2 separate regions of the Homo sapiens genome follow, and region 1 is linked to region 2. A link is an interaction called in ENCODE POLR2A ChIA-PET data of the cell type or tissue named here. Cell type or tissue: Panc1. All regions are shown on one strand. Links, peaks and the distances in the headings refer to the core of each region. The heading gives the core; the rest is flanking DNA.

The links. ChIA-PET counts read pairs that join two places held together with the same protein. Peaks named below come from ENCODE experiments on the same cell type or tissue, not always from the same donor. Only the 100,000 strongest peaks of a DNase experiment are listed, where the experiment ranks them.
Region 1: POLR2A ChIA-PET joins it to region 2 with 6 read pairs; 2 of 35 experiments call an interaction of 5 or more read pairs at or near these places.

What each region holds. Positions count from the first base shown.
Region 1 is chr18:3,282,412-3,288,321 of GRCh38, reverse strand. No RefSeq gene overlaps it. Among named protein-coding and RNA genes, the nearest start is that of MYL12-AS1, 23 kb to the right of the region's middle. In Panc1, for the core only: no CTCF peak of the experiment used is centred there; no DNase peak of the experiment used is centred there; H3K4me3 peaks cover 2,577 bases; H3K27ac peaks cover 4,548 bases.
Region 2 is chr18:3,005,465-3,011,374 of GRCh38, reverse strand. All of the region lies in intron 1 of LPIN2 (lipin 2), which reads left to right. Among named protein-coding and RNA genes, the nearest start is that of LPIN2, 4.7 kb to the left of the region's middle. In Panc1, for the core only: no CTCF peak of the experiment used is centred there; a DNase peak (open chromatin) is centred at 2,684; H3K4me3 peaks cover 229 bases; H3K27ac peaks cover 847 bases.

The DNA.
Region 1 (5,910 bases), core at 345-5,344, 280 kb before region 2:
GCAAAGGAAACAACAAAGTGAAGAGACAACCCACAGAATGGGAGAACGTATTTGCAAGCTATCCATTTAACAAGGGATTAATATCCAGAATATATAAGGAGCTCACACAACTCAATAGGAAAAAAATCTAATTATTCAATTTAAAAATGGACAAAATATCTGAATAGACATTTCTTTAAAGAATATATACAAGCCAGGTGCAGTGGCTCATGCCTGTAATCCCAGCACTTTGGGAGGCCGAGGTGAGGGGATCACTTGAGGTCAGGAGTTTGAGACTGGCCTGATCAACATGGTGAAGCCCCATCTCTACTAAAAACACAAAAGTTATCCAGGCATGGTGGCGCATGCCTGTAATCCCAGCTACTCGGGAGGCTAAGGAAGGAGAATTGCTTGAACCCAGGAGGCAGAGGTTGCAGTGAGCCGAGATCATGCCACTGCACTCCAGCCTGGGTGACGGAATGAGACTCTATCTCAGAAAAAACAAAAAAAAAAGATATACAAATAATCAACAGGTATATGAAAAGGTGCTCTACATCATTGATCAACAGAAATGCAAATCAAAACAGCAATGAGATATCAATCACCCAGCTAAAATGGCTTCTATCCAAAAGATAAGCAATAATGAATGCTGGAGAGGATATGGAGAAAAAGGAAACCTTGTACACTTTTGGTAGAAATGTGTGTTAGTACAACCACTATGGAGAAGAGTTTGGAGGCTCCTCAAAAGACTAAACATAGAATTACCACAAGATCCAGCAATCCCACTGCTAGGTATATGCCCAAAAGAAAGGGAATCAGTATATCCGAGAAATGTCTGACTCCCATGTTTATTGCAGCACTATTCACAATAGCCAAGATCTGAAAGCAACCTAACTGTCCATCAACAGATGAATGGATAAAGAAAATGTGGTATGTATACATGGTGGAGAACTATTCAGCCATAAAAAAGAAAAAAGAGTTCCTGTCATTTGCAACAACATGGATAGAACTGGAGATCATTATATTAAGTGAAATAAGCCAGGCACAGAAAGACAAACTTCACATGTTCTCACTCATTTGTGGGAGATAAAAATTAAAACAATTGAACTCATGGAGATAGAAGAAGGATGGTTACCAGAGGCTAGGAAGGGTAGTCGGAGGCAGGGGAAAGTGGGGATGGTTAACGGGTACAAAAATAAAGTTAGAGAGAATGAATAAGATCTAGTATTTGGTAGCGTAACAGGGTGACTACAGTCAATGATAATTTATTGTACATCTTTAAGTAGTTGAAAGAGTATAGTTGGAATGTTTGTAACACAAAGAAATGCTAAATGCTTGAGGTAATGGAAACCCCATTTACATGGATGTGATTATTATGCATTGCATGCCTGTATCAAAATATCTCATATATGCCATAAATATATTTGCCTACTGTGGACCCACAAAAATGAAAAATTAAAATTGAAAAAAAAAATGTTTAAAACTGAACTCGTCATTTTCTCCCCCAAAACTTTGTCCTGAACTCTCTATCTCTCTTGACTACACCTCCACCCACTCAGCTACTCCGTAAGCCTGAAAGTGAGTGATCCCAGACTCCTATCCATCCCCATATATGTGTTCCCTGTGTCTCCTTCAGGGCTCCTAGTATGCTCACCAGCAGCTGCAAGTGACCCACAAAATCAGGCCACTCTGGCATCTACTTGCACTTTCTCCCTTCACTCTCCATCCCACCTGGTCTGATCCTTTAGCTCCCTCCTCCTGGCGAAGTTGGATGCATTTGATACTGCCTTTGCACGAGTTCCCTAGGCCTTGATCTGACATAGGCTTGGATGTTGATATGGTTTGGCTCTGTGTCCCCACCCAAATCTCATGTCGAATTGTAATTCCTAGTGTTGGAGGAAAGGCCTGGTTGGGGTGGGTGTCCCCCTTGCCGTTCCTGTGATAGAGCTCTCACAAGATCTGGTCATTTGAAAGTATGTAGCACTTCCCCTTTCGCTCTTTCTCTTCCCTCCTCCCGCTCTCTCTCTTCCTCCTCCTCCCGCCATGTAAGACGTGCTGGCTTCCCCTTCAGCCATGATTGTAAGTTTCTTGAGGCCTCCCAGCCAAGCCTCCTGTACAGCCTGCAGATCTGTGAGTCAGTTAAACCTATTTCCTTTATAAATTACCCAGTCTCAAGTATGTCTTTGTAGCAGTGTAAGAACTGACTAATACAGATGCTGTCTGTCCATTTCTACTGATACCTTCAAGTAGACCTGCAGCGACATCCTGATCCCTGTCTTCCAGGGGAGGGAAAGCACGGTGTCACTCCTATCATTTCTGCAACTGCCCGCTTCTTCACCATCTCACTCCTTTTTGGCCGAAGTGCTGCAGGAGCTCCTTAACTAGTCTCCTACTTCTAATATTAGAATATAATATTTCCCACCCCCAATGTATTTTTTTCTACTGCTATTAGTGATCTTTGTTGTTGTTTTTTTCTGGGATTGGTTTTCACATTTGTATTGGGGGCCACAGGGAAGGGAGCTCTTCCCTGTCAATAGAGGAGCTCACAGATTCTTCAGTCACTCCTACTTCTTCAGAATCTTCTTCCAATTCATTCATTTTCTCAATCTCCACCACTCCAGCTCAGATCTTTCTAAGAATACGGGTGAACCAATGACAGGGCCAGGAAGGTGGCATCCAGGCCCAACCAACACAAACACCAAAGTTCTCACCATCTTTGCCGTAGCACTGCTATCAGGAGCCCCCGAACCCATGGTACTCAAGAGCCACTTGCTTACTTGGGAACATATGCTTGGCCCTTCAACATCTCTGTAGTAAAGTCATAAAGGAAAGATAACCCACTTTAACCTCCCTTCAAACTGAGGTGACAACTAGGATTTTATTCCCCTTATGCCAAGGAAGAAATTGCTTAATGGGACTACTTTGAGATTTTTCCTATGCTTGTAAAGAATATATCCTTTAGTTAAGATGATTATCATATGTTTTAGTTTTAATGGGAAATGCAAGTGCACATTCTAAAATTTTAAAAAGAAAGTGTTTACAATGTAATTAAGTTTTCCTCTCACCCCTGGCCCATGGCTACAAATTCCCACCACAACAGCAACTAGCTTCTGGTGTGTCTTTCCAGAGATGTTTGATTTATGGCTGCATGAACACACATGTGCACATATGCATGGAACACACATATTATATATAAATTGATTTCAAAATACAATACCTGGGCTCTATTTTTTTTGTTGTTTTTTGAGAGGGAGTTTCACTCTTGTTGCCCAGGCTGCAGTACAGTGGCGTGATCTCGGCTCACCGCAACCTCCGCCTCCCGGGTTCAAGTGATTCTCCTGCCTCAGCCTCCCGAGTAGCTGGGATTACAGGCATAGGCCACCATGCCCAGCTAATTTTGTATTTTTAGAAGAGACGGGGTTTCTCCACGTTGGTCAGGCGGTCTCGAACTCCCAACCTCAGGTGATCCGCCCGCCTCGGCCTCCCAGAGTGCTGGGATTAGAGGTGTGAGCCCCTGTGCCCGGCCTACCTGGGCTCTATTTTAAACCAAAGCCACAGATTTCCCTATCTGCTTGTCATTTCTGACCTCTGTGACACAAGCACAAAAGCTGGAACACATACTTGTCCCTGACTCACACTGCCCTGGCCTGGACAACCCCGACCTGCACCACAGGTCCTCACGGCCGGCCCATCCCACCCTCAATCTGTTATCAGTGTCTCTTTCACAGGTGAGGAGGTAGCTAATTTTGATACCTATGTCCAATTTAGCCCAGGTGCAAAGAAAGTAGGAGAGTGCCTTTGTATTTTCTAAATCAAACGCATCTTTTCAAATAAAAGAAAAATGTGCCACGGAAGAGTTTCAAAATCGAGGTCCGTTTTCACATATTCAGGTAAAGTAGCAAAGTGGTAGCAGTGACATGACAGATAGGTGCAACATATGAGGTCAAAAAGAAAAAAATCACAACAAAAATCATATGCATAAAAACACAGATATGCACTGAAAAGGTAAGCAAGAATCTAACCTTTTCCATCTCCATGATTATGCAGAGTAGAAAAGCTTATTTTTCATCTCTTTAAAATTACCTTGTCTGTTTCCTCTTGGCAATAACTTGGTCACATCCATCTGTCTTCTGTTTCACTTGATTTACTCAGGCCTGGCCAATGCTGCCAGCCTGACAATGAGCCCGGATTTGCACGGCCAGCCCGGATTTGCAGGTCTCTCCAGTGTGGCCGCTGTGGACTGGCAGTGGGCTCTCCTCCGCCCCTCCCCTCCACAGGGCAGGATGGGCTTGCTTCCCATCTGCCAGGCAACTCAGGGTCCGCAGCTCTGCATGGCAAGCCCATCAGATAAAGAGGGATTCCTGCTCTTGTTTGGTGGGTGTTCTATGACGAGGTTGGGGTTTTGTCTTTTAACAGGGAAAGAAATAGCCAGACTCACAAACAAGGGAGGGGCAAGGTTATATAAATGTGATATTGTTCAAGGAGTGTGCTGTGAAGATCCCCTAGCTACCTTAGACTGGGAACTAAGACCAGATTTGGAGCAAGGAGAGAGGCCCACCCCAGAGAGACACAAGCCTTTTTTGCTTGGGAAGAGTTTCTCAGCACCACTGATTAAAATTTGCCGTTATGAATGGCAAATGTTCTAGGGTTGCTGAGTTTATTCCCATGAATGCGGGCCTTGTTTCCTGCTCGCTTCTCTGTTTACAGATCCTTGTCTTTTCCTGTTGACATCCTTGGTGTTTTCATACCCACGGGGAAGAGGAGAAGAGCAGCGCAGAACTCAAGGGCAATTCCAAAACAAAAGGAAAAGCTCTGGAGTTGGGTGGGGCAGACAGATCCCACTGCCTGATAAACGGGGTGAGACCACAGTGGCTAAGAAGAAGCCTGGATTAAGAGGCTAGATCTGGAGGCTTTGGGGCCTTAGTCTTCCGATCTGAGAAGTGGGAGCATATCTCTCAAGATGCCTTTCAGCAAGTGGTCCCTGCTCCCAAATGTTTATCATCTGGCAGCGATGAAACGCAGGTCATCTACTGAATTTCGTTAGCTTGTCTGTAAAATAATCAGGAAATCCTGGATATTTTCAATATAAAACTCTTCAAATTGAGGTTTTTCTATTTCGTGCTTGCTTGAGTTCTCAGCTATGCGATTGGCTGGTATGAAGGCGATCAGCGGTAGCACTGAGAGAACAAACATCACTGTCAGGGCAAGCATTTCTCAAAGCTCTCTTTGACCTCTTCAGTGAGCAGTTAGACACCCGTCGCAGCTCCTGAACAGCTGTTTGGCACCCTGGTAACAGATAAGAACTCACATTCGTTACGTGCTTCCAAAGTGCTGGGCATTAAAACACTCCCAGAGAGTAGGGTCCTAGTTTCGCTATCACCCTCGGCTCTCAGATGTAATGTACACTTCAGTAAGTAAGAACTGAATAAATAGATTGAATAAAAGATTACTTGAGAAAAAGTACAGTAAGCACAACCTCCCAAATGAGCCAACCTCAATTTACACTCGGATTATTAAAAAATGCGAGTAGACGAAGGTCCTCAGATTGGTTTTCGCTGTGCTAGTTACCAGTGTCCACGAGGAAATATGAATCATCATCAAGTTCATTAAGAATGACTGTCTGAAAGGAAGCCTGTGTCCTGGCAATACAATCAACTGCAGTTAAGTGCGGCTGGTAAAAGATTAGGCTGGTCTCCTGTGAGACGTGTTAGAACAGTGTTTTATATTTAAACACCCCCATTCATACGCATCTCACAAAATACTTTTCGTACCTTTTGAGACCAGCCTGGCCAACATGGCAAAACCCTGTCTCTACTAAAAATACAAAAATTAGCTGGGCGTGGTGGCAGGCGCCTGTAGTCCCAGCTACTTGGGAGGCTGAGGCGGGAGAATCTCTTGAACCTGGGAGGTGGAGGTTGCAGTGAGCCGAGA
Region 2 (5,910 bases), core at 629-5,628:
TGATAGAGGTAGCCATAGAAAGCTAGAAATGAAACGACAGGTTCTGTTTTAACGTTTGATGGCACAGTCGAGAGTCAATAGGCACGCATTATGCTTAAGAGAAGCTGGAAATGAAGTGTTTGAAAACCCTTTAATACTATAGTAAAGCACTGTTAAGAAGCAAATAATAGAGTCAGCTGGGGCTTTGTCTTCTTTATTGCTAGGAGAATGTAGCAATAGAAGTTCTCATCGCCCTGTATTGCACTTTTGGTTTTAAGGACTGGACCCAGAGTTCCTGAAAGCCAAACTCCATAGCTGCTCAGTAAGTTCCAAGCACATAGCCGGCTTTGGGATGCGATTCGGTCGAGGTCTGTTGAATGAAGGTAGACGCAGCAGGCAGTTTGTCCTTACCAGTGACCTGGAAGACGGTGGCACTTCCTGAGTGAGCTCACTTACCTTCCCTGAATGGTGAGGCATGGATGAATATTCCTGGTGGTGCCACGTGTTAGAGGTGGTAAAGGGTCAAATGTTTACTTTTATTAATATTACATTATGGCTTGGTTCTCTGTGTCAGCGATTTTTCTATGCCTTGGGTACTTATTTCCTAATATATATCAGCACAGTAACGCCTAGCTGGAGGCTTTGTCTTGTTAGTTGATAGATTAGTGGTAACAGGTAGATTTGGTTATCTCCCGTAGGTGCTTAGCAATTTACATCAAGAGGCTTTTCTTTAAGTCTGATTTAAGTCTTTCCATCTTTAATTTAAATCCATTTCTTTTTACTCCGACCCCAGTGACTGTCGTTGAGTGTGTATTTGCCCGACTTGCCGTGCCAGATTGGTAGGCAGTGGTTTGGAATCTTCATTTTAAAATCCTGTTTTTCTCTCTCCAATACCCTTCACTGCTTGGTAAGTTTTTATACTTCTCAATGAGACCCAGAGTCTCGTGACCTACCATTTGCCTCCTTCATGATGAAACAACTCACAAGTTGGTAGATAGCCTCCAGTTGGCAGAATCCTATGTATAATGTGTCTTTAAAACTTGAAGAGTTTGAAGGTATTATAGCCTGGAGCAGTAAGTTTTATGGCTATACCTTGGTAATAAGACATTTGAATAACTTGGCTTAGCGGCTTTGGTAATTAACTGTGATTTTTGGAATCCACCTCCCCTGCTGTCAGCTTGAATCTTCATTTTAGTAACACACTATTACTAACACTAAACGCTTATTACATGTGTGTTTCAAGACAAGCGTGAGGGAGTTGCTCACCCTGGGGTCCAAATGAAGCAGTCAGTGGCAACCCATGTGTAGTGGGGAATGGCCAGAATCCTGCCGGGGCCACTTGGTGGGCTGCCTTGCTCTTGATTTTCAGCAGGAAGCTGGTGGAAGCTGGGGTTGGGCATCTGTCTCTGCTCAACTTCTCAGTCAGAAAGGAAGGAGAAGAAAAAAAAATCTGTTGGGAGGTAAACTGTGTTTTAATACAAGATAAAACTCTTAATGTCACTTTCAGGATTAAAATGATGATAAAGTAAACATTTTTACTAATTTGATTCACTGACTGCAATTCAGTCTTTTTCTGCTAAAGCCTTTGAATGTTGTATTTCGGTGATCAGGTTTGTCAGTTTATGTTAAAATTGTTAACAAGAAATGAGGAAGAAGGCTGGGTGCGGTGGTTCACGCCTGTAATCCCAGCACTTTGGGAGGCCGAGGCGGGCGGATCACCTGAGGTCAGGAATTCGAGACCAGCCTGGCCAACGTGGTGAAACCCTGTCTCTACTAAAAATACAAAAGAATTAGCCAGGTGTGGTTATGCATGCCTGTAGACCCAGCTACTCTGGAGGCTGAGGCAGGAGAATCATTTGAACCTGGGAGGCAGAAGTTGCAGTGAGCCGAGATTGTGTCACTGCACTCCAGCCTGGGTGACAGAGCGAGACTCTGTCTCAAAAAACAAACAAACAAAAAATGGTACTTATTTTTATAATCTTTGAATTTAGAATTTTACTAGTGTTTTTTTGTTTGTAACCCAGGCTGGAGTGCAGTGTCATGATCTCGGCTGACTGCAACCTCCGCCTCCCAGGTTCAAGCAATTCTCCTGCCTCAGCCTCCTGAGTAGCTGGGACTACAGGCACGTGCCACCACACCTGGCTAATTTTTTGTATTTTTAGGAGAGACAGGGTTTCACTGTGTTAGCCAGAATAGTGTTGATCTCCTGACCTCGTGATCCTCCTGCCTTGGCCTCCCAAAGTGCTGGGATTACAGACGTGAGCCACCGCGCCTGGCCGAAACAATTCTTTTGAAAGAGAGAAGTCTCCCTGTGTTGCGCAGGCTGGTCTCAGACTCCTGGGGTCAAGTGAGCCTCCTGCTTTCGCCTCCTAAAGTGCTGGGATTACAGGCGTGAGCCACCGCACCCGGACAGATGTGTTGATTTTAAAGTGGGTATGAGGCCTGAGCCCTGGAGTTTGAGACCAGCCTGGACAACATGGCAAGACCCTGTCTCTCCAAAAAAAAAAAAAAAAAAACACAGCTGTGGTAGTGCGGGCACCTGTGTGATCCCAGCTGCTCAGGAGGCTAAGGTCAGAGGATGGCTTCAGCCAAGGAGTTGAGGCTGCAGTGAGCCATGTTCACGCCACTGCTGGATGACACAGTAGAACCCTGAGTCTGAATAAATAAATACATGAGTAAGTGGGAAGGAGGGAAGGAAGGAAGGATCTAGGTTTAAAAATTATTTGGCTTTGGTGGTTATGACTAAGCTGTATTAGATGAAGGGAGGAGCTAAAGATGGGGAAAGCATCCTTCGGAAACTTTAAAGTTGGAACTGGTAATTTTACTCCGCAAAAAATATATGGTACAAAGTAACTTTGTTAGTGACAGATTGAATTTCTGCATTTACCTATTTCTGAAATAAAATGAAAGGGATAAATGACCTTAGAATATTGATTTAAACTTCTATTTTATTTGAGACAAGGTCTCACTTGGTCACCCAGGCTGGAGTGCAGTGGTGCAATCTCGGCTCACTGCAGCCTCCGCTTCTAGGGCTCAAGCGATCCTCCCACCTCGGACTCCCGAGTAGCTGGGACCACAGGGAGGTGCCACCGTGCCCAGCTAATTTTTGTACTTTTCTGTAGGACAAGGTATCATCATGTTGCCCAGGCTGGTCTCGAACTCCTGGACTCAAGTGATCCACCCACCTTGGCCTCCGAAAGTGTTGGGATTACAGGTGTGAGCCACTGTGCCCAGCCTAAGCATCCGTTTTTAAATTTAAAATAAGATGGTCTCTTTTTATAAAAGGAATCATAATTATAAACAAAAAGTTCATTGGTTAGTATGGGATTGCAGTTTGCCTAGAAGACGTTTTATATACCCCTGACTAAACAGTAGAATTGTATGCTGACCAAGATCGTCCTCATCTATTCAGTGCATTATGATATGACATTTATGGTTCCTGGCAAGATAGGTATGTTCAGCTGCACTGGAGACATGGCTTTAAACTTATTCGGAAAGGGAGGTGTCCAGAATGCAAACAGCTCTTAAAAAGTATTTGGAAATAATTTATTCAATATAAGGTCATCTGATCATTTGATTATATGTTTTGAATTGCCCTCCGGTATGTGCCAGCAAAACCATCAGATCGTTAATATGAATTAGAAGCTCTGATTTGGAGCTGCTTGAATTGTTATGGATATTTTTCCTCACAGTTGAGTCTATAAACTTGTGGTGTTTGTAAAACAATGTGCTTTTCTTATGAGCCAACATAAGTTAAGGAATGTTTGGGCTTAGTTGAAGCATTATAGGGGATATAATATATCTTTTGTTTGTTTTAGGAGGCTGTGTTATTTTTTTCTTTGTAAACACTGAGAGACGTCTGTCCACATATTACATTTCTTTAAACTCTTTTAACAGTATTTTTTAAAATTAATAATAGGTACCTGGATAGGTGTGGTGGCTTACGCCTGTAATCCCAGCACTTTGGGAGGCCCAGGCGGGCGGATCACGAGGTCAGGAGATCGAGACCATCCTGGCTAACACAGTGAAACCCCGTCTCTACTAAAAATACAAAAAATTAGCCAGACGTGGTGGGGGGCACCTGTAGTCCCAGCTACTCTGGAGGCTGAGGCAGGGGAATGGCATGAACCTGGGAGGCGGAGCTTGCAGTGAGCCAAGATAGCACCACTGCACTACAGCCCTGGGCGACAGAGCAAGACTCCATCTCAAAAAAGATAAATAAAAATAAATAACTAACTAAATATAATAGGTACCTATTTGACATAGCTGTAATGTCAATTTACATATGAACTATTCGAGAATAAGAGTTATTTAGAGAAATACTACTTGAGAGAGAGATAAAGCTTTGTTTTTGTTATTTAAAATGTTAAACAAATGCTGTTTTTTTTTTTTTAAAGAGACAAGGTCTCACTTTGTCACTGAGGCTGGAGTGCAGTGGGGCTATCTCAGCTCACTGCAGCCTTGACCTCCCCAGCCCAAGCAATCCTCCTACCTCAGCCTCCCCAGTAGCTGGGACTACAGGCCTGCGCCACCATGCTTGGCTACTTTTTTTTTTTTTTGAGACAGAGTCTCGTTCTGTCGCCCAGGCTGGAGTGCAGCGGCGCGATCTCTGCTCACTGCAAGCTCCGCCTCCCGGGTTCATGCCATTCTCCTGCCTCAGCCTCCTGAGTAGCTGGGACTACAGGCTCCCGCCACCACGCCTGGCTAATTTTTTGTATTTTTAGTAGAGACGGGGTTTCACCGTGTTAGCCAGGGTGGTCTCGATCTCCTGATCTTGTGACCTCCCTGCCTCGGCCTCCCAAAGTGTTGGGATTACAGGCTTGAGCCGCTGCGCCCGGCCCATGCTTGGCTAATTTTTGTATTTTTTTGTAGAGACCAGGCTTCACTATGTTGCCCAGGCTGGTCTCGAACTCCTGGGCTCAAGTGATCTGCCAGCTGTCCTGGGATTACAGGTGTGAGCCACTGTGCCCGGTCAACAAATGCTTTGTAAGAAAGGACTGATCTTCTGTTGCAGGATTTTCTAACTGGCTTAGCTGTTAAAAATAACTTACCTAGGTAGCATTATTTGAAATATAGAAATTTGGCATTTTGGGGTCTTTAATATCTAGTCTATCCACTGACATTCTTAGTCTGTTGTAAAGTGGTGCTGATGCCTTCTACTTAGGAACACTAGGTATTTCGAGGAGGTGTTTAATATTTGTAAAAGATTATCATTATTACAGTTATCTTATTGAACAACTTCTTTAGGCATTTTGCTAAGTTTTTTACGTAAAGTATCTCTCTTAAGTCACAACCACTGTACAAAGTACAGATAATAATGCTGTTTTCTAGGTGAGAACCCTGAAGCTGAAAGAGATTTGCCAGAGGCCACAGCCATGTGGTAGCGATGACCTGCCTCCCCACATTGCCTTGTTCCTATGCTGCCCCACTGCCCAAGGACTCTGACAGTTCCTGTGCATTGCTTTATCATCCCTAAGTCAATTTTAGCGTTTTGTTTTTACTTCATTATGATTATTGTTGTTCATTGTTATTTATAGCGATGAGGTCTTGCTGTGTTGCCCAGGTTGGTCTCAAACTTCTGGGCCCAAGCAGTCTTCCCGTTTCTACCTCCCAAAGTGCTGGGATTGCTGAGTTGGGCCACCACACCTGGCCGTTGTTGTTACGTTTATTAGGTAGAACTGGATAAGCTGTGTGTGTGTGTGTGTGTGTGTGTGTGTGTAAGATAGTGTCTTGCTCTGTTGTCCAGGCTGGAGTACAGTGGCACGATTTCAGCTCACTGCAGCCTGGACCTGCTGGGATCAAGCAATCCTCTTGCCTGTGCCTCCTGAGTAGCTGGGACCACAGGCATGTGCCACCATCCCCGGTTAATTTTGGTTTTAATAGACATAAGGGTCTTGCTATATCAGCTGAGGAAGATCTGAAACTTCTGGG